2 separate regions of the Homo sapiens genome follow, and region 1 is linked to region 2. Evidence: chromatin loops called from intact Hi-C (ENCODE). Cell type or tissue: MCF 10A. All regions are shown on one strand. Each heading gives the region's core, and the rest is flanking DNA. Links, peaks and the distances in the headings are about the cores only.

Evidence for each region. Peaks named below come from ENCODE experiments on the same cell type or tissue, not always from the same donor. Only the 100,000 strongest peaks of a DNase experiment are listed, where the experiment ranks them.
Region 1: it touches region 2 in a loop (3-fold over the local background); 15 of 110 quality-filtered maps call a loop at or near these places.

The regions. Positions count from the first base shown.
Region 1 is chr6:30,438,369-30,443,758 of GRCh38, forward strand. No RefSeq gene overlaps it. Among named protein-coding and RNA genes, the nearest start is that of HLA-E, 48 kb to the right of the region's middle. In MCF 10A, for the core only: no CTCF peak of the experiment used is centred there; a DNase peak (open chromatin) is centred at 3,013.
Region 2 is chr6:30,360,061-30,365,450 of GRCh38, forward strand. It overlaps the pseudogene UBQLN1P1. Among named protein-coding and RNA genes, the nearest start is that of RPP21, 18 kb to the left of the region's middle. In MCF 10A, for the core only: no CTCF peak of the experiment used is centred there; no DNase peak of the experiment used is centred there.

The DNA of each region.
Region 1 (5,390 bases), core at 143-5,142, 78 kb after region 2:
GCTGCTGCCAATGACTTTGGCCACAAGGGATGATGTATGAAGGAAACATGGGCCCTGAAATAAAATTGGTCTGAATTTGAACATGGCCTTTACCATTTTTTTATTACTATGGACAAATTACCCTCATTACTGAGCATTGGTTTCTTAATATATAAACTGGGAGTAATATCCCCAATTAATAACAATGGGACATAGCAGGATGGGGTTGCCCTTTTCACCCTTTTCATCCCTCCTCTCACTCACTGGATGAGAGTTTCTACACAATAATCAATTGGTGCTGTGCTGTGCTGTGTCACTTTGCATCTGCTCATGAGAGGATATTTTGTCTTTAAGATGCCTACTCTAAAGATATGAAGAGCTAGGAAAATGGTAATTGCTGCCCTTAAGCAAGCACTTGGTGCAGTGGCAGAACAAAGTTGGAATTTTGGGGTTGGGGTAGACAAGGAAAGAGGGCTGCAGACTTAGGGAAGAAGAACACCTTGTTGGCCATGTGAGGAGCATCCAGCACTTGCTACAGTTAGTGGGAGCAAAACAGTACAGAGATAGGTAAATCATGCTGTGGACTGTGAGTATATTCTTGATCAGCCAGTGATTATTCCACTCTCTACTGCCTTTAATTGGAGATCTACATTAAGCTACACACACAAACACACACACAGCTTATCTGGGTAGGGATGAATAAGAAAACCGGTCCTTTTCACAAAGATCTGCAGCTGAAATTCACATCATCTGCATGGTCCAAAATGGGAATCCACTGATGCTGTAAGTCCATCCAGCCTAGTGGAGCATAGTGTGGGCTAGATAAGGATGATATGAAATAATGAATGCAAAACACCAGCACAGGAAGCGGAATATGGCACATGTGCAAAACACTGCCCATTCCTTGTAAAGCCAAAATAGTATGTATTTATTTAAAGGACCTGGGTCTTCGAGTCAGACAGACCTGGATATCCTGGGACTGCTCTGATCAGCATGACATACAGAAAGCTATTTGAGGCTTCATAGAGCTCAGTTCTTTGTCTGTAAATACTTTCTTTTGTGTGAAAATTAAATTAAATAGCAATAGGGCTTGTAACACATTTGACACAATTGCTGGTACTGCAATTTGTGGTGCTAATGACAACGTTAGTGATGATGATTTTCTTCTGTAGGGCACCATGTTCTCTAGGGAATGGTGAATTCTAGAGGCCAAGTCTTACCCTAAAGTTCCATGTCACCCTATGAAAAAGCATTTGGGATAAAACAGGCTTTTGAGTCCCTCTAAAAACAGAGCATGTGAGTAGTTGGTATGGGGATCCGAGTTGGGTTGGGGAAAGAGGCAATTATTTTTATTCCCTTCAGTATGTTCTATCCTCTCTGATATTTCTAAATTATCTACACTTTCTCCATCAACATTCCCTTTTTAATTTGTAAATATAACTTTTTCTCATTATAATGTAATATATATTCACTGCAGAAAAATTACCAAATATTTCAAATGATCAATTACAAATTTAAACTATCCCATGATCCTTACAGCAGAGATATGTGGTTTCATTTCCTTCTAGTCAGTTATATATTTTCCTGCTGCTGCCCCATTACTGGATGTGTGCCATTCTCTCTCTCTCTCTATCTCTCTCTCTCTCTCTCTCTCTCTCTCTCCCACCCCCAAAGTTATGACCACAGACCTCAGTGGCCCACAGCCCTGCACTCTCCAAATGCCATCTCCCAGGTCAGTTCACTCTTACAATTCCTCAGGGGGCTGTTTCTCACTTTGTTCTCTGCCCTCACATCCCTCCACTCCTTCCACACTCCCTATTTTTAGGTTATACATTTATTTCTCTTTCACGCAGGAAAAAAAGGAGGACCCAGGTGAGAAATGCATCACCATCCCATTACTATCCCCAAATCTGCACTTGTATCCTCAGCCTTCCCACCAGTGATGATGGATGATCCCCGCTCCTAAGACCACCCCTGCACTCAAGCATAAGATCAATCCTTCCTTCCCCTATATCATCAATTTCCACTCTCTACTGGCCCATCATTTCTACAGGCAGACGTGCTGTAATATCTCCCCCCAAAAAAACAAACAAAACTGGACTAAACAAATCAAAACAAAATCTTCCCATCGAAATTTATCCCTTGATCTCTGATCCCATGTCTCCCTGCAACTACTGCCCTATACTATGGCAGTCTTCATAGGACAATCTCTGAGTCTATTCTTCATGTAGTCTTTTGAAACATTGCATTTTTTGTTGTTTGTTTGTTTGTTTGTTTTTTTGATACGGGGTCTCCTTGTGTTGCCCTGGCTGGTCTTGAACTCCTGGGCTCAAGCAATTCTCTTTCCTTAGCCTCCAAAGCACTAGGATTATAGGCTTGAGCCACCACACTTGGCCTGATAGTATAATGTTCTTACACTTTTTCTTTCTTTTTTGCAAACATTTTTCCATTTTATTATGACTTTTGTCTTCCAAATTATCTAATGAATTGTTCATTTCTATGATTCTGTAATCACATTTTTAATTTCCAGAGCTCGTTCTTGTGTATAATTTTACATAAATGAGTTCCTATTTCATAAATGCCACTTATTTTCTTACATCCTTTATATATTATTGATAATAGTAGCAGGGGACTTGTTGGGTCTCCTTGTTATCTTCTTTCACGATATTATGAAATTTTCTCTCAGAATTCATAAATGTAGTGGTTTCACATTTATCTTGGTAATTTTTGCTAAATGTCCGTCTCTCTCATGACAGTGCAAGCTCCATATCATCAAGATCTTACTTTAGCTCTTCTTCTATCTTCAATGTCTAGCTAATATCTTGATTCACCTTGAAATATACACCGGATGATGGACTTTAGTGTGGTGTGGGCAGTGAAGTCACACATGCCCTTTTGTCCTCCCGAGCTCTAAGCCTAGCAGCTGCCTGTCATAGAATGTTCACGGACATTGAAATGGTTCACTTGCATGGGGTGCAGAGTCACACTCACCTACCTTATGGGCAGAGCATCAACAAAAGATGAGTCAATTAGGTGTCTGAGAGAAGATCTCCTGGCTTCAATCCAGCTTCACCACCTCCTCAACCTCTCTGAGTCACATAGTAGATTCCTGATGGGTTTTCTCTGATGATTAAATTATATATTGTCTATGTATTATACACATTATTACTGACTGAGACATATTAAGTGTCCACAATTCATAGCTAACATCATATTGATTATACTATTTTGGTTGTTTTCATTCTTTTGTTTTATAAACGATAATTCAAGGAATATTCTTGTTATATATTTTTAAAAACGTGTGATTTTCTTCTTAGGCTACATTTTTAGAAGATAAGTTTTTTGCATCAACATGATCTTCTTGAGACATTTTCCAAAAATGCTCTTTAGACACTGGGGTGTTTTTTCTTTGAGATGGGGTCTCACTCTGTTCCTCAGGCTGGAGTGCAGTGGTGTGATCACAGCTCACCGTAGCCTTGACCTCCCCGGCTCAGGCGATCCTCCTGGGACTACAGGAGGGTGCCACCATGCCTAATTTTTTTTGTATTTTTTGTAGAGATGGGGTTTCGCCATGTTGCCCTGGCTGGTCTGGAACTCCTGGACTCAAGCAATCTGCCCACCTCAGCTTCCCAAAGTGCTGGGATTACAGGCATTAAGCCAACATGCCTGACTCTTTAGAAATTGTATGCCAGTATTTAATCCCATCAACTTTTATGACAGTAAATTTCCCCTATTCTCCACTCAATATTATTATCTTTGACTTTCATCTTTGCCAAGCTAAGATATATTAAACTTCCATCCCATTTCCTAATCCACATTTTAATTTTGTTGACATTTACTTATTACTATTATATTTGACACTTGCATTTTCTATGCCAAATTATGCTCTAATATTCATTAATCCTTTTCCAAATGGGACGTAGATATTTTTAAATGTTGAATTTAAGAAAGAAAACAAGAAGCCTCTGATATCTAGGAACTGATCTGACACTTATGGCTGGGACTCCTTGTTATATGAAGCTGGCCCAATGTTCATTGTTAAGCCATGTTATTCTCCTATTGGACCACAATCACCACAAAACACCAACATTAGAAAGTTCACTCTGAGATGATGATAAAGTGAGGAAATACAAGAACACTTCATAATTTTGTCTAAGCACTCTCTCCACTAATACCAGGGGCTGATGCTTGTCTACCAATTACAGCTTTATTCTGCTCTAGTCCACCCTCACTAGAGCTAAGATTTGTTGAGACATTCAATTACAGAATTGCCCCTGCTTCCTGACGAGTACCCAATCTAGAGTGAAGCCCACTTCCTCACCCTCCCCAGGATCACCCAACCAAAGCCCAAATCCTTTAAGAATTTCTTTCTAACACCCTCTTACCAAAACACCACATGGCTCACAGCACCTATTCTTGCACTCAGGAACCAGTAATAAACCCAACTTCTTCACCCACTAGGATATGTTCCTAGTGGACTTTGGAAGAAAGCTTCGGACGCATTATTATTTTGTCTATAAATTTTTTATGTGTCTTTGAGGTTGATTATGAGAAACTGTCTGTATATATCTATGTTTGTGGTTACCAAAGAGAAGTTTTTTAATTTATAAGTACTTAAAACTACCCTCATACTTCTTTATGGTGTTTATTTTTAGGTCATGCTTAGAGAATCCTTCTTCACTGCCCAATTGTAGACACTTCATGTATTGTTCCAGCTAGGTTGTGACAATGAGGAAAGAGGAGTCCAAGGGTGAAGAAAACAAAATTGTTGGAATACAAGGGGAGGAGGGGCAGCAGGTAAAGAATTCTAAGGTTTAAGTCTCTTGTTTTATAATTTAAAAAATATGTCTACAGAGCCTTCAGGATACTTGACATATGTCATATCCAATAGTTTGTCTTGAGAAAAATGGATACTTATCTTCTCCTTGTATTCACCTGGTTAAAGCAAACAATAACAACAGAATTCCAGTGCAATATAGACAATGATTAGCCCTGGCAATGGGCATTTTTGAACACTTAAAATGTTGAGGTGATAAATCATGTTTCGGTTAATGTCTGTACCCTCCACTTATACATATACATATTAATTAGACTTTCGTGGGCTTGCTGTGTTTTAAGGACGTGTCTAAGGCCCATGTGGACAAATCCGTGACTTCTCGATGAAGATAATTTAATATATATTCAATCTGAGAGTCCCACCATATATTTTGGGGGAGATTGAAAACTATGAGCACTCTAGATATGCACTGTTAAATATGGTAACTACTGGGCATACATAGTGTAGGGTTTGTTTTTGTTTGTTTGTTTTCATTATTAGTACAAATCCATTCAATGGGCAAGATAGACCAATCTATTTTAACATAACAGAATACAAATAGTCAATGATAGGGTTTCAGGTTGTATCTAACCTT
Region 2 (5,390 bases), core at 96-5,095:
TGTTTCAATAGGAGGAAAACATGGTCCAATTGAAGAAAGGGCCAGAAGGAAGAAAAGAGGAAGATGGGCTCCAGTGCTAGAAAAGAGAGACCAAATACAGTCGAAAAAGCAGAGAAATGTATTTTTCCTCAAGTTCTTCTGCTGTCACTTTCACTGCAGATCTCAGCTTTGCTCTTCCAGAGTCCCTCCTTTGGCACTGCACTGCAGCCCTCTAGCCGACCGAGGGCGGCTCCTGTTCTCTCTGCAGACTGCACATCCCTGTCCTCGCTCAGCGCTCCCCATCTGCTGTCGCTCCTTCCAAGTGCACGAATACTTAGAGCTTAATCCCCGCAAACCTAGTTTGCGTGACAGTGCCCCAAGCCGGGAGACCCACAGCTCCTTTCCCTCTGGACCTCTAACTGACCTGCAGCAGCGGGCTTAGTACTCAGCTCAGCACGCTTCTGGTCTCTGGTTCAGCCTTCTCTCCCACCTAGGCCTATGGAGCTACTCCATCTCAGGCTTCTGCTCTTGTCTGGGGTGCGAATCGTAGTGTGTGGCCACTTCCCCAGCTCAGATCATCATTGCCTGTCCCTGGGATTTCTGCCAAAATTTCCCAACACATTTCTTTGCCTTCAGTCTTGTTCTCCTCCAAAGACTGCCTGCAACCAGAGAGGTCTTTGTAAAGGAAAATGTCATCTGTCTCTCTCCTACTTCAAAACTTTCATGGTCCACATAATCATCTCGATTGACACAGAAAAGCATTTAACAGAATTCAACACCCTTTCTGATAAAAACATTCAACAACCTAGGAATAGAAGGAAACTACCTCAACACAATAAAGGCGATATATGAGCAGCCCATCACTAACATCATATTCAAGGAGAAAGAATGAGGAAGGCTTTTTCTCTACCATCAGAAACAAGACAAATATACCTATTCACCACATCTGTTCAACTTAGTATTGGAAGTTCTAGCCAGAGTAACTAGGCAAGAAAAATAAAGTAAAACACCCAAAATGGAAAGGAAGAAGTAGAATTATCTTTGTTAGAAGACAGCATGATCATATATGCAGAAAACCCTAAGGATTACACACACACACACACACACACACACACACACACACACAGAGGAAGAGAGAGAGAGAGCACTAATAAACAAATTCAGCAAAGTTGCAGGATACAAAATCAATATGTAGCAGTCAGTTGTATTTCTATACCATGCCTTGCAACATGGTGTTTCTTCTAGTCCTGAAGAGGCAAGTTGACCCAGTCCAGGTAGAGCACCGACTTAGAAAGAGAAAGAAGGAAACAGCTGAAAAAATCTGAGAAGGCATATCAACTTGTGAGCCAAATATAAATCATAATGTGTGTTAGATTAACGAAATGTACTTTCTCATAGTAATACAGTATTTCTAAGTTCTGCTCAGATACTGTTACTGTGTATGTTTCTAGAAAACACAGCCCCAAATGTGCATAGTCTTGAATACAAAAGAATCAAAAGCCATCAATATGTGGTATAAATCCTTAAAGCATTTTAATTGCTAAAAATACATGCCAAAGTCACAGTAAACAACATTGCTCTGCAAACTATAAGATATAAATAATTTGCCTCTCTATAATAATTTTACTCACAAATTACTACCTGAGTAATCTCGTTAATCGTCCCTAATCTCATCCTAATCCCCAGAAACTGTGAGTGTTGCCTTATTTGGGAAAAAGGACTTTGTAAATGTGATTAAGAATCTTGAGAGAGATTATCTTGGATTTGCTGGGTGGGCCCAATATAATCACAGTGGTCCTTATCAGAGGAGGCAGGAAGTGTCAGAGTCAGAGGAGAAGGGAATGTGATGATGCCAGGAGAGACTGAAGTGATTCATTTTGAAGGTGGAGGAAGGGCTTACAAGCCAAGTAACATAAACAGCCTTAGAAGCTGGACAGGATTGGGGAATGGGTTCTCCCCTAGAGCCTACAGAAGGAACCAGCCCATCTGACATCTTGATTTTAGTCCACTGAAAGTAATTTTGAGTGAACTGAAGTCCACTCAAAATTATTTTAATTTGCTGATTTCAAGAGCGGTAAGTGAATACATATGTTTTATATTAAGTCACCAAATTTGTGGTAATTTGTTATAACAGCCATAGGAAACTAATGTACTACTTTGGTAGTCTGGAAGACAACCCTTCCAAGGATATCCATGTCAAATCCTTGGAACATGTAACTATTACTTTATATGACAAAAGAGTGAATATTACTTTGTATGGCAAAAGATATGATTAATTTAAGAATGTTGAGAGGATGAGCTAGCCTGGAGTATCTGGGTGAGCCCTAAATGCAATGACATGTATTTTTATAAAAGACAAGGAGAGGGAATTTTTAAAAACTTTTATTTTAGGTTTGAGGGTACACGTTGAAGGTTTGTTACATAGGTGAACCTGTGTCACAGGGGTTTGTTGTACAAATTATTTCATCACCCAAGTATTAAGCCCAGTACCCATAGGGAATTTGAGGTTCACAGACACACAGAGGAGAAGGTGATGTGAAGACAGAGGCAGAGATTGGAGTGATGCAGCCACAAGCCAAGGAATGCCTGCAGCCACCAGAATATGACAGATGCAAGGAACTGATTCTCCCCTAGATCCTCTGGAAGGGGCATAGCCCTACTGAGATCTTGATTTGGGGCTCCTGGCCTCCAAGGTTGTGAGAAGATAGATTTCTGTTGTTTTAAACCATCAAGTTTATGGCAATTTGTTGCAGCAACCACAGGAAACTAATACAACTATCACAATCTAATGTTTAAAAAGCAATTAATTGGATGGTTGTAAGGCAAAATTATGTATCTCAAATTTAAAAGTTGATACCTGTTTGCAAGAAACTCATTAAATGCCAAAGAAGTACTTGATTCAAACAAGTTCCTTGAATTCAAAATCAATTATTTGTATCTAAAAGTATAAATTGCGTTCTATCTGCATCACCATATGTTAACAAGACAATGCAAAGCTCAAAATGTAATTTTGTATTATTTTAAGTATTTGTGAAACATTATACAAATTAAATAACTTTGTTTTAAAAAAACAGAAACATCGCTGTGCTACAGTATTCCAAAACTTCCAAAGATCCTACTACCCACTTATGTTGTTATTAGACATTATAAATTTGCTTTTTGATTCAAAAATTTCACTGTAGTAAACAGAGCTATTTGTTCCTGAAAACTAACTTTTAGGGTTTGTACCGGTGAGAACTTTCTCCTTCAGGAGCCTGCAGTATGTGTGGGCAAAATCAGATTCTATGATGCCTGGTATGGAACTTCTGTTTCCTTCAGGGTGACAGAGGGTCATATTGTTCTCTGCAGAGCTCCAATGCATCCCCATCTTCAATCCCGCCAGGCCAAAAGCAATCCCTAAGATAAGTCTGGGTCTTTGTGGCTGATGTTTGTAAACTGTGTTGAACCTGTAATGAGGCCTTCATTTCCCTTTAGGCTTTGGTTAAAAGTGTGTCACAATTGTGGATCAATGATTAAGTTAAACTTCTCATGAAGTGGCAGATTATATGCTGTGCCTGGTGGTGAGGTTTCAGGTTTCAGGTTCCTGCTGCTAAAGCTCTGCATCCCTTCCACTGCAGGCCCTTACTTGGGGCAACAGTACTTGTCCTGTGAGGACCTGTCAGTGTCACCCCCAGTGCTGGTGGTGCTCAATGGTTGTTATGGAAACCAGGGATTAGGTAATGTTCTCTAGTTTCTACATAGGAAAACTGATCACATTCAACTGAGGAAACATTGCTCACTAAGGAAACGGATGGATCCCCACCAAACTTTCTTGAACGGCACTCAACATTGGTCCCTCAATGTCAGACTACATGTTCAACAGAGTAAAATATGCCCCTGGGATTCTCTCAAGATTGCTCAAGGCTTTGCTTTGGTATGTCATCATTTTATGCATCATTGTTGGAAGCGAGAAAAGTTTTAACAATTGTCATGTTATATCCAGAGGATAAAGCTGAATCTAATATCTAGATTTCTATGTATCAACTGGCAATGTTTGGGAACCGGCAATACTTAAGAACCTTATAAAGTCAGGGCTTTGAAGTGTACTTTAAAATAGATTTCCCATCCTCTGAAGTACACAAACATCTTTCCAAAGGCACCTAACCCACAAGGATTCCTCTTGATAGAACCAGATGTGAAGTTGCTACAAAGAAATGATGGTGTATGAGAAACCATGACTTCCCAGGGTCTGCGTTTGCTGAAGTCACTGATTATGAAGTCATTTTCTCTGTGGGTTTGGGTGTTAGGAAGAATCCACTGTGACTCCATTGTGGATCCATCCTCACTCAACATTCAGAAAATCAGCAGCACATTTGGTCAACACGGCATCTTTCCCTTGCACTGCTGGATGGAGCTAGTCCAGGCGACATGAACTTCTTTCTCTCACTCTCTCTCTCTTTTTTTTTTTTTTTTATACAAAGTCTTGCTCTGTTGCCAGGCTGGAGTGCAGTGGCATGATCTTGGCTCACTGCAACCTCTGCCTCCCAGGTTCAAGTGATTCTTCTGCCTCAGCCTCCTGAGTAGCCCATCTAATTTTGTATTTTTAGTGGAGACGGGGTTTCACCATGCTGGCCAGGATGGTCTCGATCTCCTGACCTCCTGATCCACCCTCCTCACCCTCCCAAAGTGCTGGCCTTTTCCCTTTTGTAGTCTTCACAGTGTCTTTTGATCTTGGGCTCCACAGAGTGGCATCTACAGGTCATAGTTGTCAGTGACTCAGGGAGACCAGGAGGTGGCAGGCAAGTGAGGGGAACCCAGAAGTAGCCAGTACCTGTTCAATGCCAGAAAAACCTGGCCAGGACATGCCCTTCAGTATTGAGGGACACAGTGGCAGCTGTGGTGAGAACTGTGGAAACCAGCATAAAGCTGAATTATAAATCAGTATATGTGGTCCAGTACAGACTGCTTCCAGGCTCTCTGTGGTCACAATCACAATTAGAATTGGATTATAATTAAATCCAAGTCTCTCTGAGCATTATATTGTCACAGTCTATCACTGTCTCTAGAGGAGATTAAATAAATATTTTTGGATCTATCATTGATGCATTATCAATGATTTTGTAAAGTAAATTATGAAAACCTAAAAAAATGTCTCCTGGCTATTTATCCTTCACTTGCCAGTCACTATGATTGTCTCTTCCCATTTTCCTGTTCTTCTCAGGGTGTTTCTGGGACCTTCAGTAGAAATTCTCAACTCCAGGTTTTCAGCTGTTTCTGCACAGAGGACATAGTCCTGTCCCAAACTCTCTAGTGTCACACACACACACACACACACACCCCGTCCTGAGACCCCTTCCTTTCTCTCAAGTTTCTGGGATCACATCACATGTCCCAGTGGTTGTACCTCCAGGATTTTGAAGTGTCTCATCTCC